2 separate regions of the Homo sapiens genome follow, and region 1 is linked to region 2. The links are chromatin loops, found by intact Hi-C in ENCODE. Cell type or tissue: K562. All regions are shown on one strand. Links, peaks and the distances in the headings refer to the core of each region. The heading gives the core; the rest is flanking DNA. Region 1 overlaps CRADD (CARD and death domain containing adaptor protein). Region 2 overlaps CRADD (CARD and death domain containing adaptor protein).

Region 1 (5,384 bases), core at 265-5,264, 51 kb after region 2:
GCTGATGCACATGATCTATGAATATATTATGTAACTTTCTGCTTCTCTTTCACTCTGCCTTGCAGGCATCCAGCAATATCATCTATTCTCCACTTTGCTAAATCTTACCTTTGGCAGAGCCTTCATGAACAAGATTGGTACCCATATAAAAGAAGCCCGAGAGAGCTATCTTGACCCTCCTACCATGTGAAGACACAACAAGGTACCGTCTATGAACCAGGAAATGGGCCCTCACCAGACACCTAATCTGCTGGTGCCTTGATCTTGGACTTCCCAGCTTCTAGAACTGTGGGAATTAAATTTCTATTGTTTATAAGCTACCCAGTTTACACTACTTTGTTCTATCAGCCCAAAAAGCACACCCTGTTTCAAGATTCTGCATTCATTTACTCATTCATACATTCAACCATATTTTGTTGGGCACCAATGATGCCAGGCACTACTCTAGGTGCTCAGGATACAATAATTAATAAGGCAGACAATGCCCTGGCTTCATGGAGATAAATGTGTTGATGAACAGGAAGTAGATAGAGTGGTCAGAGAAGGCTGGTGGAGAGCACAGTTGACCAGAGATCTGATGGAAGTGAGAAAGCAAACTATGGGAATATCTGGAAAAAGAGCATTCCAGGCAGAGGAATGAGCAAGTGGCAAAGATCCTCAAATGCCTATACTTCCATGGAAGAAGGCCAGTGAGTGAGGAAAAGAGAGGTAGCAAAGGGGATCAGAGAGGATACAGGGATCCAGATCTCAAAGGGACTTGTAGGTAATGGCCACCACTTTGGACTTCATGTTTTCGGAGTGACGGAAAGTCCCTACAGCCTTTCCCAGCCCCTAGCTAAGCCTCTATTGATTACTTCTCCTTCTTGTGCTCTTATCACCTGTACTTTTATTTACCAGTTAGTCTATATTCCATGGATTTCTATTCATCTCTTGTGTATCAATTCTATGTCCTCAACTATGTCTCAACGGCAAGAATCAGTCATATTCTCTTCTGTATTCCCAGGGCCTGGCACCTAACAGATGCTCAATAAATCTTTCCAGAAGGTGATAATGATGATGTAATCTCTTAGAATCTTTTCTAGCTGTTAAGATCCATGATGCCTTTGAACTCTCTCAACAAACTAGTTTGCACAATGACTCAGAGGACTGACATCTTTCTAGATATTTTGAGATTATATTCATGCCACTTTTAGAGTCTCCATCCATCAAATGACTAGAATGAATTACATCAGAGTTTTGTCTAAATGAAGGCTGTGCCACTTGGAATGGGATTCCCTTACATGGAACTACCTACTAATATTTGCACTTTAAGCCACCTGAACCTCAGGAGAGTAATAAATTGCTATTAAATAAATGCTATTCTGATGTGATCTCATCACTAGCCATTAATGATGGCCTCAAATCCTTTGTTTCTTCTCCCAATGAAAAGTGAAGGATAATGCTACTCCCCTCCCTGACCCCCTCCTGACCCCAAGTCTGGGTTGAATTTAGTGACTTACTTGACCAATAAGCAGGAGAACTGGTGTTCTGGGACTTATGAGTCTACATCCTGAGAAACCTTCAGCCTTGAAGCTTCCATCCTCACATTTTGGGAAACCCAGCTCCCATGCTGAAAGAAACCTAAGCCACATGGAGAGACCACATGCTGGGCCCCAGCTAAGCCCCCTGCCCAGAGCCACGCACCCCAGTCAAGGCACCAGACATCTGAGTCTGAGATCTCAAAAGTGGATCCCCTATCCCCAGATTCCTCAGCTGACACCATGTGGATCAGAGACAAACTGCCCAGCTGAGCCCTTTCTTAATTCCTAACCCACAAAATCATGACCAAGGTAAAATGGTTATTTTAAGGCACCAAGTTTTGGAGTGGTTTATTATGTAGCAGTAGATTTAAAAAAGCAAAAAACAGAAACAGAATTATATCACTACTGATCCAGAACTCACAAGAGTGCCTTCCTCCCAATCATTTATAAAATTGACAGACGGACACAGTCTGAGGTTTAACCAAGGTTCAATGACTGCTTTGCCCAGAGATTTGATCCATGACAAATGACACAGACAAATGAGATGACTTTGAATGGGTATCCTGAATCAATCATACTAATAGAATTTCAGGCCAATTAAAGTCATTTGAAATGTAACCAAAGTAAAAGCCACGGCATCCATTTGGATTGTAGAGGTCACAGAATTAGGCTATTGGCCAAATTATACATATTTTTTCACTCAAGTCACCCTGCTGGCAAGAAAATAATTTATTACACTACTTAAATACATGGATAGGACTTAAAACAGAAATGAAATGCACAATTCTATCATAAAGTTAAAAAGATCTAGCTACTAAACAATGATTGCATGCAATACTAAGAATTTCTGAAATGATTTTCAATCGGATGCTGCCAGAATAGAAAACACTCAATTGCAAATAGTCCTCTCCTTTAGAACATCCTTTATTTGTACAAACAATTTTTATTATGAAAACAAAAGCTCCCCAAAATGAGTAGGCAGTTTTACCCCCATCAGTATGAATATCACTTCTCCCAACAGCTATCACTTCAGGCCCTGTGAATAAGTGGCTTCTGATAAAACAGCACACTCATTTCATGTTGCTCCTCCTCCCTCTCCCCGACTACCTTCAAGACATATTTGGCTCTCCAAAAAAATACAGAACCATTAAGTGGACCCAGGGAGAAGAGTAAAGGTAACACACACACAAAAAAACAAATTTTGGTAGCAAATGCTTTAGAGCATCAATTTTTCATATAAACTATTATCTTGAACTATGTCTAATCATAGTCTATCACCCACATTTTTCATACTATGAATTCACACTCACCATTGGTACATTTTAAAGAATCAACAAAAGAAAATAATGACTCAAGAAAACACCCTGAAAGCTAAGGGCATGGCAATGTGAAAATGGTAAAATGCTTTTAAGAGAAAATATCATCTTCCAACTTCATATTTGCACATATTTGCTTGAAAGTACATATTTGCTTCAAAAATCATTCATTAGCAATAACAACAATAAAACCATAACAAAAGAAACCAAAATGTCAACACTTGTCTCATTGGCAGCTATACGAGTACATGTATTTTTTATAAGACAAGTCCAGAATAAGAGAAGAAAAACATATTAACTTCTGATGAGAATATTTAATGAAAAAAATAACCATTGCCTTCACACAGAAACTACTCCTTCAGCAGCAGTGAATCATTAACTCCGAATAATACATGTTTAAAAACATGTACTCATGTTCCTATACTACATCACATTTCCAAAACTGCTTAAAAAGCAAAAGTAGATGGTAATGCCGCGAAAGCAAATTTAGTGACATTCTGGTTATGTGGCTCTGACAATCAAATGAAAGTTCAACAAGAATTTAAGAAATGAAGCTGAGGATATAAATCATGTTTTTTTTCGTTTAAGTGAGAACATCAACAGCTCCATCTGTTCCAGCTCTAGGAGCCATTACTGACACATTAAATTCCAAAGAAGAGGAAGGCCTTTAGGTTAACAAGGAAAGCAAGTCTGATTAAATGTCAAACCACATGATACTAAGCTTCTTGCACCTTCTGTATCACCAAGAAAGTCAAACCCTGCTCAATGCTAATGCAAAAGCACTGCTGATGAGGGAAAGGAATGTATTTCCAATGCATCTCTTCCGATCATTAAGGTCATCTGTCTAATGTGTTCAAGGCAGACAGGAGACTGTCCCTAGAGCACAGAAAACTTATCTTTCCCATCTGAAATGGTCCTGCCTCAGGAAAAGAACTTTTACTAAAACATGACTACACAATAGGCAACCTGTAGTACACAGAAATTTAATCATAAAAGTTCCCTTCAGAATCCCAAAAAATTAATTTTAAACATTTCATTTAATTAAGTAATTTTTTCAATTTCAAAATCCTCTGTGATGATCTGGTCCATAAATGCATCTGCTCAACACATAATTATTGATGGGACAGGCACTGTCCTGGGGTCTGGGGATGCAGGATAAACCAGGCAGTTAAAGCTGCCCTACTTCTGAAAGAGCTTACAGTCTAGAGAAGGGAAATTCGCTTGTCAAGTAACAAGTCCAATCAAGTGCGGAGGATAATTCCAGATAGTGTTAAATGCTGTGCAAGAAACAAAACAGGATAATGTTGCAGAAAGTGACTTGGGAGGTGGCTAATTTGATCAGGCAGGCCTCATCAAGGAGGCCTGACACCTAAATTACCAGAGGGAGCCACTTATTAGAGCAAAACTGGGAGCAGGGCACACCAGGCACAGAGAACGGCTAGGCTGGAACAAAGGCCTCGAGGTGGGCACTGACTTGGCCGACTGGAGTGACAGAGGAGGCCTGTGCTGGGCTACAGGGAGAAGGCAGGGAATGGTAGATGTGACTGAAGAAGCCAGCAGGAGTCCCCAGGTCACGGTGTCCCTTTTGGGCCCTGGTGAGGAGCTCTGATTCTCAGTGCAATGTAAAGTCCTAGGAGGAGGTTTTAAGCAGAGGAATAACAAAGTCTGATTTCTATTTTTAAAAGATGGCTCTGATTGCCATGTGGAAAACGTTTTACGGGAAAGTACATGTGGAGGCTACTGCAGTAATCCAGGCAAGGGATGGACTCAAGTAGACAGATTTGGGGAATGTTGTAGAAGACTTGCTAATGGAATATACAGAAGGAAAGAGGGTAGGTACAGCAAAGAAGGAAACAAGGATGATGCCTAAGTTTTTGGCTAGAACAATGTGGTAAAATACAGATGGTGCCTTTTAAAATACAGTACACAGAAGGATGTTTAGAGAAGGGAAAGTGGAAATCAAGATTTGTTTCATTTAGCTCACTCATTTCAGAGATGAGTACATGATGTACCAAATATGTAAATGACTTAACCAAAGAAGTTTAACTGCCTAGTTGAAGAGCTGGAATTAGAACCTGACTTTCTACTTTCTAATCCAGTAGTCTTTTTGTTAAGAGTATTAAATTGAGATTTCCAGATTAAATAATTTCCAGTTTTGCTATTATTAATTATTCACACAAAGGCTCCAAATAGGCCAGGTGTGGTGGCTCACACCTGTAATTCCAGCACTTTGGGAGGCCAAGGCAGGCAGATCCCTTGAGCTCAGGAGTTCAAGACCAGCCTGGGTAACATGGTGGAACCCCCATCTCTACAAAAAAAAAAAAAAAAAAAAAAGAAAGGCTCCAAATAATTTGACGGTAAGTGAGCATTAAAAATCAAAAGCATGTATGAATCTACAAAGGTAATAAAATTTCACAGAACTACACACACTAAAAACAGATTGCATGTAAAACCTATTCCAATAAGGTCTGTTCTTGAATTACTAGTATTGCACCAATGTCAATTTCCTGCTTTTAACAATGTGCTATGATCATGTAAGATATTATCA
Region 2 (5,384 bases), core at 105-5,104:
CTTCTGGATTTATTAGTCAAACTCCTAAAAACATGGCTGATGTTTAAGACCTTCCATAATTGGGCAGAAAAAGTACACTTTCTTCTCCTCACACACACTCTCCCCACAAGTCATACTAAGTAGCTTCGCTCTTTTCCAAGAGAAAACTCATTTATAATTAATTAATCACACAGAGATTAATAAGATAATGGTTTTCTCCTAATTATAACTCCTTTGGCTAACATTTCTGTATTTTTTTCTCTATCCTCTTTACTTTCTTCCTTCCATTTCAGCTGAACATCCTCCCCATACTTTTGTGCTGCTTCTACCTTGGGACCCAGGCTAACAAGTGACTGGTAGTCTCCATGTCTCTGCGGGCTGGGTTAATCCAATTATACAATTAGCAGCCTGACCTTGAAAACCAAACAATACCTTTGCCCTTGTTTGCCACACCCCACCATCAGATGGGAGTAACTGACAAGGTGGTCAGCCCCATGTCAGTTTATTTTGAAAAGAGTAGACTCCCAACAATTTCTATTCCTGGAAGTCCAATGAACAGTCCTTGTTGTTCTCCCATTTTCCTTTGGCAACTTCTGCCTATCTGTGGAATTTATTAATAGCTACATATTTTCCTGTATTTCCTGGTGCTTTTTTTTCTGGAATCAGACTGAGATAGGGTGCCTGTAAACCTGTGTACCAAAGGGATTTTTGAATTGGTTCCTAAAAGAAAAAGTCATGGTTAACAAGTTTCTTTCTTGGCTATAGAAAGAGAGGTGGGGGTAAAGGGAGCAGTAGGACAAAGGAAGAAGAGTGAGCTGGGGAAACGATCCCAGAGGGCAAAGTGCAACAAAGTGGAGAAGAGAAATGATTTCAAAATAGTCAAACAGTATTCTCTGGGGACCAAAATGAAAGATGAAGAGAACCGGTGAGAAAAATAAAGGAATTAGTTTTTTATGCAAAGAATCTAAGAGAAGATTTTTTTTTTCCTTTCTCGAGCTAGTTCTAAGCAAAGAAAGGAAGTTTGTAAACTTTCAAGAAAGCTGGGTGAAGGTTTTATTATTATTCATATATGCAACTCTTTTTAACTGTAATAATTTTACCATAAATTGGTAACAGATTTTTTTCTCCTCTCATGCTATGTTCCCACTCCCCATTCCCCCACCCATCGCTACCTCCAAGGCAAGATTATATCAACAATTACTATTTCTGTGTTTTTTTCCATTCTAGTTACATCATGTCCACTAAAAGTAAACATTTATAACATAGCAAATTGTGTAACACAATACACTTCTCTATTTTGCTGGTCCTCAAAACTTCAAAAGTAATAAAACATTCTACACTTCCAAAAATTAAATGCCTTGGTATTTCAAGTTCTTAGTAGAATGTTTCTTAGGCCTTGAATTCCTGGAAACCTGTGAGGATAGCTCAAAAGAGACAAAATACCACAAAAGCACAACAAATAATGGCTGCAAAATGATTACAAGAACTTATTTCATTTCATAAGATTTAGCTCTGAACAGTCCCAGCCTCAAGTTTCCATACTTCTGTTTCTTATAATAAAATAATATAATAAGACTATATGCTTGAGGTTAAACTGTGTATACCCAGGATCTTAATGAAGCATTCAGATATAAACCAATATAAAATGGTATCAGATTAAAATCTACCAAATCTAAAATTAAATCTAAATTTTCACGTAAATCAAGCTAATAACAAAGCAATTTGCCTTACCAATTGAATAACACCAAACATAAAACCTTCCACTGCATTTAAAACATGAAAACAATTTTGTTTTATTCAAAGCTGTGGTGAACTATAAAGAACCACAAATATTTTAATTAAAAGAATTAAAAGTCATAATTATATTAATAACCATTAATATAAGTCATGGTTACATTAATATTAATATCAGTTAATATTAATATTAATTTAAAAGTCATGGTTATATTAATAACCATTAATAAAATAAGTTATATTTCTTAGTATACCATCAGAAACATTTAGTTATTGACTCAGAGATTTGTGTTTATTTTCTTAAATATTGTGGAGTTTCTACACAAGCCCCCAAATTATCTTTGTTTGATAAACAACATAGTAAGAATAGCAATGGGGAAAACTCTCATGCTCATTGTTAAACATGTGTTCTGGCAGATCTTTGGAATAGATTCTAAACTCTAATCTCAAAACATCTGCATTACTTCCCCACAGGGTAGAGACTGGTTTTAATTCTATATATGGTAACATACCTTTTGGAGCAAATCCAACCATGATAACAGCAGCAATGAGGATTAACTGACATTTCCTTAACGGATAGACTTCATTTCTTAGAAGAAACAAATGTGGGGTGTGAATACACATGACTAAACTCTAATGATAGGAGGAATATACCAAAATATCTGACACAGGGTCCTGTGCCCTCTTCTTCCAATGTATGCTGAGTCCAACCACCCTTTTCTATCTGCACCACTGCCACCCTTGTCCAAGCCATTGTCCCTCACATGGACAGCTACCATAGCCTCTTCAACAGCCTCTCTGATTCCTCCTGGATCCTCTACAATCAATTTTCCTACTCCAAAGCCAGAGGAATTTTTTTAAACTATCTACCAGATGATGACACTCCCCTGCACTTTTTTTTCCCTACCCTTCCTCCTCCTAACAATTCTTTTCCTACAGAAATGGAGAGGCTGAGCAAACAATGTCCTATTGCTATTGTCTCCTTCTTAAGCTCTAATGAGAACCAGGCTAAGAAAAGTTATCTCAAAAATTAGCACATTTTAAGCAGTGATATACTGCTACTCTCAAAATTTGGAACAGAAAAACGACAAGTTATTAAAACCTCATTTCTCCAGAAGCCACATGTCTGATGAGCCCAATTTTCCAGAGCACTGCTGAGAAGAACTAGAGATGGGAGAGATGAAACAGGAGGCTTGTGGGTATCACAAAGTCCATACATTAAACTTCCTTTGTATTTTAGATGAATCTAATAAACTTGGCCATCTATTTTTCTACAGATAACCAGGGACAGTATGTTTTGGGAGATTGGAGACTCTTGGGGCAGCCACATAGGCAGCACTAGAAAATGAACACATAACCTACCAGAGAGAGAAGACAGTAAAACCAAGAAAAACAGGCATGAGAATTCAAAAAATACAATATATGGTCTTCGGCATAATGAAAACTCTACCTGGAGTAGACTCTAAGTGTACTACTATATAACAGCACAATGTTTCCCAAATGATCTTGAGATAATACGAAAATCTTCTAATGCTTTATTAAGAAGATGGGGAAATATACGTATGTTTTAGTAAATTTTCCAACAAAAGTGGTTGGATAGTTTTAAGTGATGGTGCTTAAAAGGTTACAATTCATTCATCCCTTAAATGAAAATTTCACTCAGCCATGACAATGGTAATCAAGTGAACAAATAGACTGGCAAATAAATTAACTGATTTTCTGTTAAACTGAATCATTTCTGTCAGTGGCGGGTTCAGCCTCAAGACAGTGCTCAAGACTTCCCACCTGTAGGTGTGCCAGGAGAATGAGAGATACCTTCCAGTGTGGATGAAGGCTAGGAGGTTGTGTGTCCTGCACTGCCTGGAAGTTCCCTGATACCTGATGTGCCAAGAAGTTAAGGTTTTGTGCCTACATGGCATGTTCTTGTAAGCTCTTATCACTGGACCCATTTCCTCTTTGGATTGTTCCTCCTTCTTCTACTCCTATACAGAAAGGCTTCCTACTGCTTAGAAGGACTTTGCCTTTCTTCATTCAAAAAATATTTATTGAGCATCTACTACACAGCAGGCCCAGTTCTGGATGCTGAGGATGCAGCAGTGAACAAGGAAGGCCCTGGAATAAAACAGCTTAAACCAGCTCCGCTCTAGACCTTAGAGATCCAGGCTCTGTCTTATCTCCTCTCTCTTTGTGGCAGGTCCCTGTGTGGCTTACAAGTGGTCTGGTCCAGTTCACCAGGGCCAGAGTAATGGGCCTAAGTCTTACAACAAAATTTTATTCCTTTTAGTGAGGGTGCTTTCCTAAAAATGGACATATTCACTGGATCATGGCTTAACTAATCTTAATATCGCTGAACTTATGGTGAGTCATTCCCAACATTCACTAACAAGTATTTATTGAACATTTATTATTTGCACTGTAACACACATTTCAGATATATTGGTGAACAAAAAAGAGAAAGATGCCTGACCTGTGCCACTCACTTGGAGGATGAAGGGGCAAATACTCAGTAAGTAATGAACATAAATAAATTTTTTAGTGTTTTAGATAATTATTAGTGCTTTTTTAAAAAGTGCAACAAAGTAAGGGGAATCAAGGATGCCAGGGCTGATTGTAGGCTGATTAAAATTTTAAACCATGCTCAATAAACAAGTATACATTTATGACTTGATATCTTTATCTTTTCTGCTTTCTTTAGAATTGTTCTAAAGATGGATTTAGTTGGGCTTAGAACATGGCCCACACCCACCTAACAGTTCATCTGCCTAAAAAGCAGCAAATTTTCCAAAAATATCCAATCTGTACCTTAATCTTTAAAATAATCATATGCTACTTTTTCTTTTATTGAAACAAAGTTATTTACTTTCTATCAAAATATTACCATCAGAAAGTAAGTTACCTGGGGCAGAGAGGGGCTCTGCGGAGCAAACTAACAGATCAATAAGCATCACTCAACCTGAAGAAACTACAGTATGTGGCTACAGTGCACTGGCCATGAGCTAATGCACTTAGGCTCCTAAATCGGCTGACTGGGATTCCAATGAATTACACCTAAAGGAGGTACGCCTGTGGGGCAGACAAACACCAGATGTTCTGCTCTGAAATGCCTGTCTTATTTGTAAGTTTGTGTATTCATATGTTGGGAGCCCTAGGTTTTGTGATGCTGTTAAACAACCAACACCTGGAACCTGAAGACTAAGCCTGGCTGAGGTGAAAATCATAGGGTAGTTAGTTCCACTGTCATGTAGGGCATATGACAAAGCTAGAACAGAGATTTAAAAAATTTTCCAAATTAGAAGGTGATATAAACCTATGCAGAGGAGATGCAGGACTCTGCTGACATGTGGCCTTCTAAGCCCACCACTCCTTTGTGAGGGATAAGGCAATATTTGGGAACTGTATCTGATATGGTTTGGCTGTGTCCCCACCCAAATATCATCTTGAATTGTAGCTCCCATAATACCCACATGTCATGGGAGGGACCTGGTGGGAGGTAATGAAATCATAGGGAAGGGTTTTTCCCATGCTGTTCTCATGGTAGTGAATAAGTCTCAAGAGATCTGATGGTTTTATAAAGGGCCATTCCCCTTCACATGCTCTCTTGCCTGCCACCCTGTAAGATGTGCCTTTGCTCCTCCTTCACCTTCTGCCATGATTGTAAGGCCTCCCCAGCC

Evidence for each region. Peaks named below come from ENCODE experiments on the same cell type or tissue, not always from the same donor. Only the 100,000 strongest peaks of a DNase experiment are listed, where the experiment ranks them.
Region 1: it touches region 2 in a loop (4-fold over the local background); 6 of 110 quality-filtered maps call a loop at or near these places.

Annotation. Positions count from the first base shown.
Region 1 is chr12:93,703,765-93,709,148 of GRCh38, reverse strand. The region is part of intron 2 of CRADD (CARD and death domain containing adaptor protein); the gene reads right to left. It overlaps CRADD-AS1 (CRADD antisense RNA 1), which reads left to right. Exons shown (of 3, transcript NR_110092.1): 3 at 66-1,358. Among named protein-coding and RNA genes, the nearest start is that of CRADD, 29 kb to the right of the region's middle. In K562, for the core only: no CTCF peak of the experiment used is centred there; a DNase peak (open chromatin) is centred at 2,578.
Region 2 is chr12:93,755,005-93,760,388 of GRCh38, reverse strand. The region is part of intron 2 of CRADD (CARD and death domain containing adaptor protein); the gene reads right to left. Among named protein-coding and RNA genes, the nearest start is that of CRADD-AS1, 20 kb to the right of the region's middle. In K562, for the core only: no CTCF peak of the experiment used is centred there; DNase peaks (open chromatin) are centred at 772, 2,336 and 3,899.